Regions from separate parts of the Homo sapiens genome. Here all the other regions are linked to region 3. A link is a contact called in ENCODE Hi-C or POLR2A ChIA-PET data. All regions are on one chromosome and are shown on one strand. Each heading gives the region's core, a stretch centred on a gene start or an enhancer-like site at or near the end of the contact. The rest is flanking DNA. Distances are from core to core; before and after follow the strand shown.

Region 1 (2,700 bases), core at 26-2,525, 980 kb after region 3:
TTTTTTATTTTTTTGAGACAGAGTCTCACTCTGTCGCCGAGGCTGTAGTGCAGTGGCGCAATCTCATCTCAACTGCAACCTCTGCCTCCCGGGTTCAAGTGATTCTCCTGCCTCAGCCTCCTGAGTAGCCGTGATTACAGATGTGCACCACCACGCCCGGCTAATTTTTTATATTTTTAGTAGAGACGGGGTTTCGCCATGTTGGCTGGGCTGTAGGTCTCCTAATTACGTATATTTTACATTTTTTGAGAATCAATTAAGTGAGTAAATCTTTTCAAGGTGATAAGCCCAGGGAGGGGAAGTGCTGCGCTGGAAAGGACAGATCTCCCAGAAAAGTTTCCAAAAAGGAGACTCAACCCAAAGGAGTTCCCATAGGATGTCAGGTCCCAGGAGAGATACTGGCAAGAGAGGCACAAGCATTTTACACGAGGTAGCTTCAAGTCCTTCTCCTCTGTTTTCCTCTCATATAAATACCCCAAAGCATACGTTAAATCTTTTTAAAAGAACCATCCATTCCTCTGTACAAAAAGGATAATTAAAATACTGCGTCTGGTTGAAATAACGACGTTGTGAACTGGAGAGAAGACATTGGCATTTGAAAGAGATCTAGAAATTTAGGGATTTAATCCCAGCTCTGGGAAGAGCCAGGCTGGAGGACACGGTCGTGGGTTTGAGATCTGGCTTCCCATACACTTGGAAACCTTGAGAAACGAGTCCTCCCTTGGGAAGAAAAGAGGGACTGAGGACCCCACACAACACTGCTCCTCCCACGCACGAACCCCACGACCGAGACGGGATTCCCTCCATGACCCTCCCGTGCCCCAGCACAATCTGGGGAGACGCGAGGCTGCGGGCTCGGAGCTGCCCAGAGAGGGCTCCGGGACTGGGGCCGCAGTCGCCGCGCAGGGACTTGACAAGACGTCCGGGGTCCCGGCTGCCGGCCCAGCCCCATCCTGCGGCCAAAGAGACCGAGGGCCGAGCTGCGCCAGGAGGACTCGGGTCCACAGACCCGGGAGACAACGGCGGGGAGGCCTGGGTCCCACCACAGCCAGATCCGGCCGGTTTCAACCCGCCCCTCTCTCCCATCTCAAGACCCCCAGCCCCGCACACTTACCATTTCCCAGACTCTGGGATGTCCTGGTGTTCTGTTTACCTCTCCCGCGGCCAGCACAGGTCCTACCTCCACCTGAGGCCCTTCCTCCACCTGAGGGCCTTCTGGGGTGAGGAGACCCCAGAGCGGAGCGCAGCGGCTGGTAGCCACGCCCTCGCCGTTTGCGCAGCGCCCCTCCGCCCGCCTTCCCGGCGGCGCCCCTGATTGGACATTGCACTCTTGGACCCGCCTTCGTTGCCTGAGTGACAGCTAGTAGGGAAGTCGCGTCTCTAAGCAACCTGCATTCGTCCGGGGTCAGGAATCTGTTCCCCTGCCACGGATATTTGCGTCTAAGCAGAATTTGTTAACGTACCCGGGGTCGGGCACTGGTGTCTTCCTGCAGCTCCTTCTGAGCGCGGAGACACAAGCGTGCACAGCGCAGGAAATTCCAGGCTCAGTTTCCAGAAAAAGGCTCTTTGTCCACAGCGAAAAAGGACGCCCGGGCCATGCCAGACTAGAACGGAAGGGTCAGACGCTCCCAGACTTAGCATAAGGCTGCGAGGCCATTCATGGATTTCTGACTCTTGTTTACAAATACAGACACTTAGAGTGACAGAGTGACCTCATCATACCTAACAAAGAGTGACTACGTTTTAATCTTTGACAACTGACAGGGTTTAGGCCGTCACCCATCCCTTCCCTCCCCCCACACTTTGCTCTAGTGGGAAGTTTGGACCCCACAGCCCTAGTCTGAGAGAAGGAGTTCCTTTTTTTTTTTTTTTCGGTAGAGATGGCGGTGGTGGGGTGGTCTCACTATGTTGCACAGGCTAGTCTCGAACTCCTGGGCTCAGGTGATGCTCCTTGGCTTCCCAAAGTGTTGGGATTACAGGCATGAACCACCGTGCCCAGTGAGGAATTATTCAGTTAAACCCAAAGCCATGAGATGTGTTCAGTAAAACTGAACACTGGAAGGATATTTATTTCGGACCAGTTTTTGACTATGTCCCTAGAGAACTTTTGTGGATCCTTTATGTTTGTTTGGTTTGTGGTTTTTGTTTTTGAGACAGGGCCCTTCTTTGTCCCTCAGGCTGGAATGCAGTGGTGCAATCAGAGCCCCCTGCAGCCTCGACCTTCTGGGCTCAAGCAATCCTCCCACCTCAGCCACCTGAGTAGCTGGAACCTCAGGCACGTGCCACCATGCTTGACTAATTTCTTTCTTTCTTTTTATTTTTATTTTGTAGAAACAGCATCTCACTATCTCACCCAGGCTGATCTTGAACTCCTGGGCTCAAGTGATCTGCTGGCCTCAGCCTCCCAAAGTGTTAGGATTACAGGCATGAGCCACTGCACCCAGCCCCTAGAGAATTTTGAAATGTAAATGGCTATGATATCGATAAGGCAATTAATTCCATTTTCACTGAGATTATTTAAAAAACCACAAAAGATTATGTAAATTTGGCATGTACTAGGAAACTCAATATACTTAAGATATTGGATCAAACCTACTAATGGGCAGGGCATGATGGCTCACACCTGTAGTTCCAGCACTTTAGGAAACTTAGGTGGGAGGGCTGCTTGAGCCCAGGAGTTTGAGATCAGCCTGGGCAACA
Region 2 (2,700 bases), core at 166-2,665, 540 kb before region 3:
CCAGCCTGGGCAATGGAGTAAGACTCCGTCTCAAAACAAACAAACAAACAAACAAACAAACAAACAAACACACAAAAAAGAAAACACACAGAAGAGGCCAAGAGGCTCAGGGCCTTCACTCTCGGAGGAAGGTTTCTCTCTTTCACCACCAGCCTGTATGCATTCAAACGTGTTCTTTGCAACGACGACTTCCGTGGCTGCCCTATTTAAAATGTCCATGATCCTCCCAGTGTTCACCTCACACTGTACTATTTATTTTTTTTGAGACGGAATTTCACTCTTGTTGCCCAGGCTGGAGTGCAATAGTACGATCTCGGCTCACTACAATCTCCACCTCCTGGGCTCAAGCGATTCTCCTGCCTCAGCCTCCCGAGTAGCTGTGACTACAGGCGTGTGCCACCACGCCCGGCTAATTTTTTGTATTTTTAGTAAAGACGGGGTTTCACCGTGTTAGCCAGGATAGTCTCATCTCCTGACCTCATGATCCACCAGCCTAGGCCTCCCTAAGTGCTGGGATTACAGGCATGAGCTACCGCGCCCGGCTAATTTTTGTATTTTTAATAGAGACGGGTTTCACCATGGTGGTCAGGCTCGTTTCTAACTCCCGACCTCAGGTGATCCGGCCGCCTCGGCCTCCCAAAGTGCTGGATTACAGGCGTGAGCCACCAAGTCCGGCCTCTCATACTGCACTATTTTGCTTATTAATCTTGCTTCTTGTCCTCCTTCCCCACTAGACCGAGGGCTCCACGGCGGCTGGGACACAGTAGCAGATCAATAAATATTTGCTAAGCTAATTAATGGCACTTGGGAAGTTTTGCAGAGAAGGCGGCCACGGTCGGGCCCCGCCTTGCCTCCCCAAATAGGCCTCGCCGCCCCAGGTCAGGGATCAAAGCGGTTCCCAGGCGCGCCCTTGGCCCGCGGGAAACCACTGCCCGGTCTTGGTCCAGGCGGCCCGTCCTACGGTCCAGGGTTCCTATTTCCGAGCCTCAGGGACCTCCTTTCCCCACGGACCCCACGGCCACCGGGATCCCATTCTCCAGTTGCCCCATCGTCACCGCGGCCGCCGCCACCGCCGCCGCAGTGGCGTCCGCTCTGCGCATGCTCCGGGGCGTCAAGACGCGAGGCGTGCAGAAGGCGAAGCGTGCGCAGGCGCGGGGCCATCGCGGCCCGAGTGGGGCGGTGCATCGGACGCGCGTGCTTCCTCCGGGCCACGCCCACCCCCGTCCGCCCAGGGACGGGCGCGCACGCGCGCCGGGAGCGGAAGGGCGGGCTGGCGCGCGCACGAGGCCGGGCAGGCGGCGGAAGCTGGAGAGGCCGCCGCGGTGCTGAGGGGGAGGGGAGCCGGCGAGCGCGCGCGCAGCGGGGGCGCGGGTGGCGCGCGTGTGTGTGAAGGGGGGGCGGTGGCCGAGGCGGGCGGGCGCGCGCGCGAGGCTTCCCCTCGTTTGGCGGCGGCGGCGGCTTCTTTGTTTCGTGAAGAGAAGCGAGACGCCCATTCTGCCCCCGGCCCCGCGCGGAGGGGCGGGGGAGGCGCCGGGAAGTCGACGGCGCCGGCGGCTCCTGGTAAGGAACGCGGGCCGCGGGGGCAGCGCGGCGCGGGGCCGGGGAGGGCGGTTTGAATGGAGCCGGGGCGCCGAGGGGGGAGGGGGCTGCCGGCGCGCCCTGTGCGGGGCCGGGGTACGGCGGCGCCCGAGGGTCAAGAAGCCCAGCCGGCAGCCGCGCGCGTGGGGAAGGCCACAGTGTCGCGAGGCCGTGGCAGCGGCGGCCCCCGCGGAGCGGCGGGGTGGGTGGGGGGCCCGGGCCGCGTGGAGGCCGCGCGATCCTCTCCGCGCGCGCTCTCGCCGGGGTCGCCGGACAAAGCTCGCCCCCCTCGCCCGGCACCCCTACAGTCGCCCTCCCAATTACAGCGGCTGCAACAATAGGCAGGCGTTGGGGCTTTTCTGGCTGCGTGGTAACGGGTCCGACCCGAATGTTGCGTTTTTGGCGAAGCTGCGATCGGGGCTCAGCCAAACCTCCAGATATGTCCGGCGTCGGCCGGACACGGGCATTAGCGGTCCCCTTGGGCTAGCCGACCTCAAATTGTCTTAAAAACGTGTCATTCCAGATTTTCAAGGAAAGGTAAAGGACTCCCCCGATGCCTTGCAGTTAGTGACTTCAAAATGTTTGCCCGAATTGGGGTTGGGGATGGGGTCGGCGGCAAGTAGGGGAGCACGGAGGAAATCCTTTGCTGTGTAAAAGCATTGCTTTTCTTTTGCATCCTTTTTTCTCCTTCCCAATTGGTTTTTCAGATTAAGGCTTTTATTTTCAACGTGGACCTTTTGGGCGAGTGTTTTGTCCCGATCTTGAAGATACCAGTCTTGATTTTTTTTTTTTTTTTTTTTGGTCAGTGACTCCTTGGGGAAAGTAGCAAGGGAATAAGCGGAAAAGCCGCTTCGCAGGAATTTGAAGCAAGTTTTCAGTTTGGATTGATAGGCTGCATTCAAGCTTGATTCCTGGTGCTGTCAGTCACTTAGCACACTGTCACTTTAGGGAAGTGGCTTAACCTCTCTGAACCTCTTAGTTTTCCTCCTTTGTGAAAGCTCCTTTGTGAAAGGGGGTAATCTCCCAAATGGAATTGGTGAAAGCCTGTAAAATGGTTCCTCGCAAGCGGGAAGCACTATTGTAATTGTCTGGTCCAATCTCCCTCATTGTTCAGCAGATAAC
Region 3 (2,700 bases), core at 83-2,582:
TGCGCTCCCAGCATTTCCAGTCCTGCTCTTGAGCATATAAGCCAGCCTGCTGTCCTGGGAAAGGGGTGGGTATAACTTAGCAGGATCTGTTTGATTCTTGACTCTCAGAATCTCCCCCCAGAGAAACATGAGAACATGTGTACCTGAAAACCAGGGCAGAACAAGGATTTCCTTGCGGCACTGCTTGTGATACGGAATAAACGTCATCCTCGTAAAAGTTAATACTTAGGGAACCCACTACCTGCCAGGCACTCTTCTAAGCTCTTTGCCTATTTTAACTCAATCATCACATCAACATATAAGGCAGGAAGGGAAAAACTCCATCCACACTGCTCCTTCTCAAGACTGAGAATTTACAAAGACAGGCCTCTCTGCCCTCCACCTGCCAAGCTAACTAGGGGTTTCCTCTTCATCCGAGTCTCCCTGGGCTGAGTTGCTTCACAGAAATAGGTTTAGGGGAGTGCAGTCCAGGTTGTGAAGGGTCCCCCGGATGTGTTGGATCTAGGGTTGTGGGAATGGGGCCATACGGAGTCCCAGATGGGGCACCAGAACTTCAAGAAGGGCAGGGCTGAGTGCCCCAGGGTGTCCAGAGTCCCAGGCCAGGTGGGGAACTAAGCGGGGGAGGATGAGACCGGTGAGGGGGCGGGGCTGCCCCCCCAGGGCCTGGTTAGTTACAAGGCCTGGAGGTGGGGCCAGTCCCAGGATTGGGCCGCCAGAGTTCTAGCGGGCGGGGCCAAGCGCTCAGAAGGCGGGTCGAGGGGCTGGGTGCACCCTAGGATTGGGCAGTCGGAACGATGGGAGGCGGGGCCACGAGCCAGGCGCGTCCCGGCCAGGCAGTACGAGACCCAGGCCGCCGGCCCGGCTCCTGGGCGGGGTCCGCAGGTGCCGGGGGCTGGCCCTAGAAGCGGAGGGGGCGGGGTAAAGCCCGGCGGGGTCTGGGGGCGTCTCCTCCCTCCCTCCCTCGGGGCCAGGCCCCCTCACCCGTGGCGGCCGCTCCGCTGGCCGCGCTCCAGAGAGATGAGGTAGGCGGCGAGCTTGGCGTCGCTCCAGCCGCTGCGGCGCCGCAGGTCCACCCAGGGCCCGTGCGCCTCGCCCAGGTACACGCGCCGCACGTCGTACTTCTTCCGGGACTCGAGCCGTCGCCGGGCCCGGTCCGACTCCGTGAGTCGCGGCCGGCCCCGCGCCTTTCGGCCCGCTGCGCCCTCCTCGGCTGCTGCCTCCCCGCCCGCGCCCGCCTCAGCCTCCGCCTCCGCCTCGGGCTCTAGCGCCCGCTCCGCCATCCCCCCCACCCTGGTTACCAGCCTCCCCCGTTGTTAGGAGCCAGACCGGAAGTGGCGCGCATCTTCGGCGCCGCCGAGAAATTTCTCACGGTCTCTCGCTGCCCCAGGGCGCCAAAAGGAGACCAAGAATGGAAACTGCGCATGCGCACAACCAACAGCGCTCCCGCCCCTTTTTATTTGAATTCGGAGAACCAGAGGCGCCTGCAGATTCTGGAGGGGTCTCGCCTGCCCATCGCTGGCAGCCCGAGATCCTGGGGAGGGGATGCCATACTGCTAGAGATGAGGGAAGAGAGCCCCAAGCAGGAAAACATTGATTTGCTGTACACTCAAAGGGCATCTCATGCCTTCAGTCCACCGCCTCCTCGGGCCACAGCCCGTGCCCTCGCGCCGGCTCAGACTAGCTCTGGCCCTGCTGCTGTCGCTGCAGGTTGTCGTCTTCTTCCTGGTGGTCCTCGGGCAGGGGCGGCTCCTCCAGCCCTGCAGAGGATGTCTGGAGCTCCCGGGTGGACCCGGCGAGGCGGAAGACCACGGGGATCTGGGCCAGGGTTGGGTTGGTCTCCTGCAGGCCCTGGATCCACTTAGCCATCGTCGCCTGGTCATGAGCACCCGCCATGCACATGGCGAAGACAGGGCCTTCCTCCACTGTTGGAAGACATGCACCCTTAAGGTTTGCACAGTGGGGGCTGCAGCGGCTAACCCATGCCTACACCTTTTTGAGGTATTTTACACTCCCTTCCACTTCCTTTTTTTTTTTTTTTTTTTTTTTGAGACGGAGTCTCGCTGTGTCACCCAGGCTGGAGTGCAGTGGCGAGATCTCGGCTCACTGCAACATCCGCCTCCCAGGTTCAAGTGATTCTCCTGCCTCGGCCTCCCGAGGAGCTGGGATTACAGGTGCACAGCACCACGCCGGGCTAATTTTTAAATTTTTAGTAGAGATGGGGTTTCACCATGTTGGCCAGGCTGGTCTCGAATTCCTGACCTCAAATGATCTACCCGCCTCAGCCTCCCAGAGTGCTGGGATTACAGGCGTGAGCCACTGTGCCCGGCTTCCTTCCACTTTCTTGTGCCTCCAAACCTTTGCACAAGCTAGCCCCGCTGCCTAGGCTGCCCACTCCACACTTCACCCGGGCGATGACTCCTGGTTTTTCTGTATTCTGCCAGGAAGGCCTCCTGACCCCCCACTCAAGGCATGCTCCTCTCCTAAGCTCCCCAAAGTGTAATTTGCCTGTTCCCTTGCTGACTCGAGGGACTAGGTTTGTCCTGGTGACACCCAGTAGCCAGCACAGAGTTGTAGGAGGGAGGGAATGAACAAGGGCCAACAGGGCTGGGTGACCTCAGGTCTGGAGCCCCTGGGGCAAATGAGTGTGTGCGGCCGGAGGACGAGGGTGTAAGTGGACTGCGTCTCAGCCTGGGCCTACCC
Region 4 (2,700 bases), core at 120-2,619, 630 kb before region 3:
AGACCCTGTCTCAAAAAACAAAAGGGGCCGGGCGCGGTGGCTCATGCCTGTAGGCCCAGCACTTTGGGATGCCGAGGCGGGCGGATCACCTGAAGTCAGGAGTTCAAGACCAGCCTGACCAACATGGTGAAACCTCGTCTCTACTAAAAATAAAAAATTAGCTGGGCGTGGTAGAGCATGCCTGTAGTCCCAGCTACTCGGGAGGCTGAGGCAGGAGAATCACTTGAACCCGGGAGGCGGAGGTTGCGGTGAGCTGAGATCGAGCCATTGCACTCCAGCCTGGGAGACAGAGCGAGACTCCGTCTCAAAGAAAAAAAAAAAAAAAAAAAAGGAATGAGGCGTAAATGAGGTCTAGGGAAGAGTTAAAGCTGGAGTGCTAGGAAGTGGCCCAAGCTCACTGGGTCGCCCAAAAGAGATGGGGCCACCCAAAATGAAGGGGGATGCAGAGAGAAGACGGGTTTGTGTGGCGGGAGAGGGGCCCTGCGCCGGGCCAGGCTGGACTCAGCATCGTTGGAGGAGGGGCTGAGAGAGGAGGGGGTCAAAGGATATCTTGTGCGAAAGGAGACAGTCAAACATTAAGGATTAAGAAGGCAATGTGGGCAGAGATGATGGGGAAGGGAGGAGGAGCGGTCGAATGTCGGGGAGGGGTCCTTTCAACCGGGCTCAGGTTGCTCCTGGAGGCCAGGGCTCATCGGAAATCGTCGGTGCGGGGGCGGTGGGGGGAAGGGTTGGGGGCGAGGCCCGGGCGCTGGCCACGCCCTTTCCCCCGCCCATTCCCCAGAGCGGGGCGGCTGACAAAGCGAGTCCGGGTGGGAGGGCGCGGGCAGGCACGGGGGCGGGGCCTCGTCGCGGCTGGGCCACGCCTCCCTGAGGGCTGCCTCACAAAGCCGGGCGGGCCCGGGGGGGTGGGGCCCAGTCTCAGGGGCGTGTCCAGGTCGGGGCAGGGAAGCCGCATCACGACGCGCGGCTGCTTGTGTGGGGCGGGGTACAGGGCGTGTCCACGCGGCCGAGCACCGCCCCCGCCGTCCCCGCACCGCCTCACTCGAAAGCAGCCGTTAATGAGGCGCCGGCCTGGGGGCGGGGCCCAGGCCTCCGAGGGGCGTGCCCGCGCGCCCGAGCACCGCCCCCGACGTACCCTCCCGCCCCGCAGTTCCCGGGCGGTGGAGCCACCTCACAAAGCGGCGACCGTTCTCGCGGGGCGGGGCGTAGCCGGTCCCGCCCCACGGGGTGCCCTCTCGTTCGCTCGCTAGCTCCCCGCGCCCAGGACGGCCGGCAGAGGGCGCTGCGCCACGGGGCCGGGCCGCGGCGACGGTGGCGGCGGCGGCGGCGAGGCGGCGCGTGGCCGGCAGGCGGCGCTGCCCGGCTCGGCCTCGGCCTGCACGGCGGCTGCGGCGGCGGTAGCGGCAGCGGCGGCGGCGGCGGCGGCGGCGGCGGCGGCGGCGGCGGCGGCGGCGGCAGCGGCGGCGGCCTGGGCCCGGGCGCAGCGGCGGCGGCGGCGGGGCCTGGAGCCGGATCTAAGATGGCAGCGGCGGCGGCGGCGGTGGGGCCGGGCGCGGGCGGCGCGGGGTCGGCGGTCCCGGGCGGCGCGGGGCCCTGCGCTACCGTGTCGGTGTTCCCCGGCGCCCGCCTCCTCACCATCGGCGACGCGAACGGCGAGATCCAGCGGCACGCGGAGCAGCAGGCGCTGCGCCTCGAGGTGCGCGCCGGCCCGGACTCGGCGGGCATCGCCCTCTACAGCCGTGAGTACGGGGCCCCGGGGCAGGCGCAGGGCCGGGGCTGCTCACGAGGCCGGCCCGGGGCGGGGGCCGGCGGGGAGGGGCCCTGAGCGCGGGGGCCTGGCGTGGGGTCCCCGGGACTGAGCCGGTGGCCTGCAGGGAGCGACCGTGGAGGGCCGGTGCCAGGGGACAGACAGAGAAAAGAGGGCGTGCGTGGTGGCCGGAGGGGCAAGGTGCCCAGAGTGAGCAAGGGAGCGCGAAATGGGGAGTGAAGGGCCTGAGATTTGGGAGGGGTGGGTGAGCAGGAAGTGGGGGGCTCTGAGTGGAAGGGGAATTTGGAGGACGCCAGGCGTGGTGGGCTTAAGCGTGGGGGAGGGAGGTCCGGGGTGCGGGAGAGGTGGGCGTCTCGGGGGCGGGCGTGGCCGCCTCTGCAGGGAGGAGGGTGGGGCGTGGGCGGCCCGGGATCCCTCTGGGGACCCCCTGGATAGCTCAGGACGGTTGGAAAGTGTTTGCTGGTCTGGGGCGCCCGCGAGTACCGAGTTCCACCGCTGTGCGAGGTGTGGCGTTCAGGACCCCCGAATGGGAAACTTCAGGATCTGGGGAGAGGGCCCATGCGGGGACGGTGGGAGCCGCAGGGTGAGCTCCTCGTGGAAACGTGGACGGGACGGGCCCCTTCCTGATGCCGGGCTTCGAAGTAAGAGCTAACAGCCTCCTCCCATCTTCTTTTGGGGGATGTGAGAAGCTGGTTACATTTTCCGAAGCTGCTTTCAAAACTGACATTTCACTGGGGGGAAAAGAAAATCACAAATGCGTTTGCCAGCACCCCCCACCCCCGCTCCCAGTCTTTGTAGTTCATTCTTCTTCTTGTTACTCCTTCTTATCTCTTCTCTTTGATTCCTTGTTCACATTTTGCTACTCTGTGTCATTTGGCTTTGTCTTTCAGGGCTTCTTGCACTGATGCCCTGGGGAACCCCTCAGGAGGCCT

Evidence for each region. A loop is a pair of places that touch in the nucleus more often than their neighbours do. ChIA-PET counts read pairs that join two places held with the same protein, here RNA polymerase II (POLR2A). Pooled maps may share reads with other maps.
Region 1: a pooled map shows a loop between it and region 3 (4-fold over the local background). The contact joins the promoter of ZNF709 here to the promoter of ZNF653 in region 3. A Hi-C loop is called at or near these places in 4 of 50 pooled maps.
Region 2: a map with no recorded cell type shows a loop between it and region 3 (18-fold over the local background). The contact joins the promoter of SMARCA4 here to the promoter of ZNF653 in region 3. A Hi-C loop is called at or near these places in 3 of 37 single-sample maps with no recorded cell type and 11 of 50 pooled maps. POLR2A ChIA-PET finds 5 or more read pairs at or near these places in 1 of 52 experiments (H1).
Region 4: a map of CD8-positive, alpha-beta T cell shows a loop between it and region 3 (4-fold over the local background). The contact joins the promoter of CARM1 here to the promoter of ZNF653 in region 3. A Hi-C loop is called at or near these places in 2 of 168 maps with a recorded cell type or tissue (CD8-positive, alpha-beta T cell and naive thymus-derived CD4-positive, alpha-beta T cell), 7 of 37 single-sample maps with no recorded cell type and 18 of 50 pooled maps.

The regions. Positions count from the first base shown.
Region 1 is chr19:12,483,541-12,486,240 of GRCh38, forward strand. It overlaps ZNF709 (zinc finger protein 709), which reads right to left and starts at 1,276. Exons shown (of 4, transcript NM_152601.4): 1 at 1,115-1,276. The coding sequence starts at 1,117.
Region 2 is chr19:10,959,615-10,962,314 of GRCh38, forward strand. It overlaps SMARCA4 (SWI/SNF related BAF chromatin remodeling complex subunit ATPase 4), which reads left to right and starts at 1,416. Exons shown (of 35, transcript NM_003072.5): 1 at 1,416-1,560. RefSeq lists silencers at 1,144-1,563, 1,614-1,673, 1,724-1,783.
Region 3 is chr19:11,504,507-11,507,206 of GRCh38, forward strand. It overlaps ZNF653 (zinc finger protein 653), which reads right to left and starts at 1,333. Exons shown (of 9, transcript NM_138783.4): 1 at 982-1,333. The coding sequence starts at 1,280. ECSIT (ECSIT signaling integrator) reads right to left here. Exons shown (of 8, transcript NM_016581.5): 8 at 1,423-1,922. The coding sequence ends at 1,678. RefSeq lists an enhancer at 429-498 and silencers at 649-1,318, 1,479-1,528.
Region 4 is chr19:10,870,184-10,872,883 of GRCh38, forward strand. CARM1 (coactivator associated arginine methyltransferase 1) reads left to right here and starts at 1,370. Exons shown (of 16, transcript NM_199141.2): 1 at 1,370-1,739. The coding sequence starts at 1,520. RefSeq lists silencers at 630-1,419, 1,550-1,599, 1,690-1,899 and an enhancer at 2,640-2,700.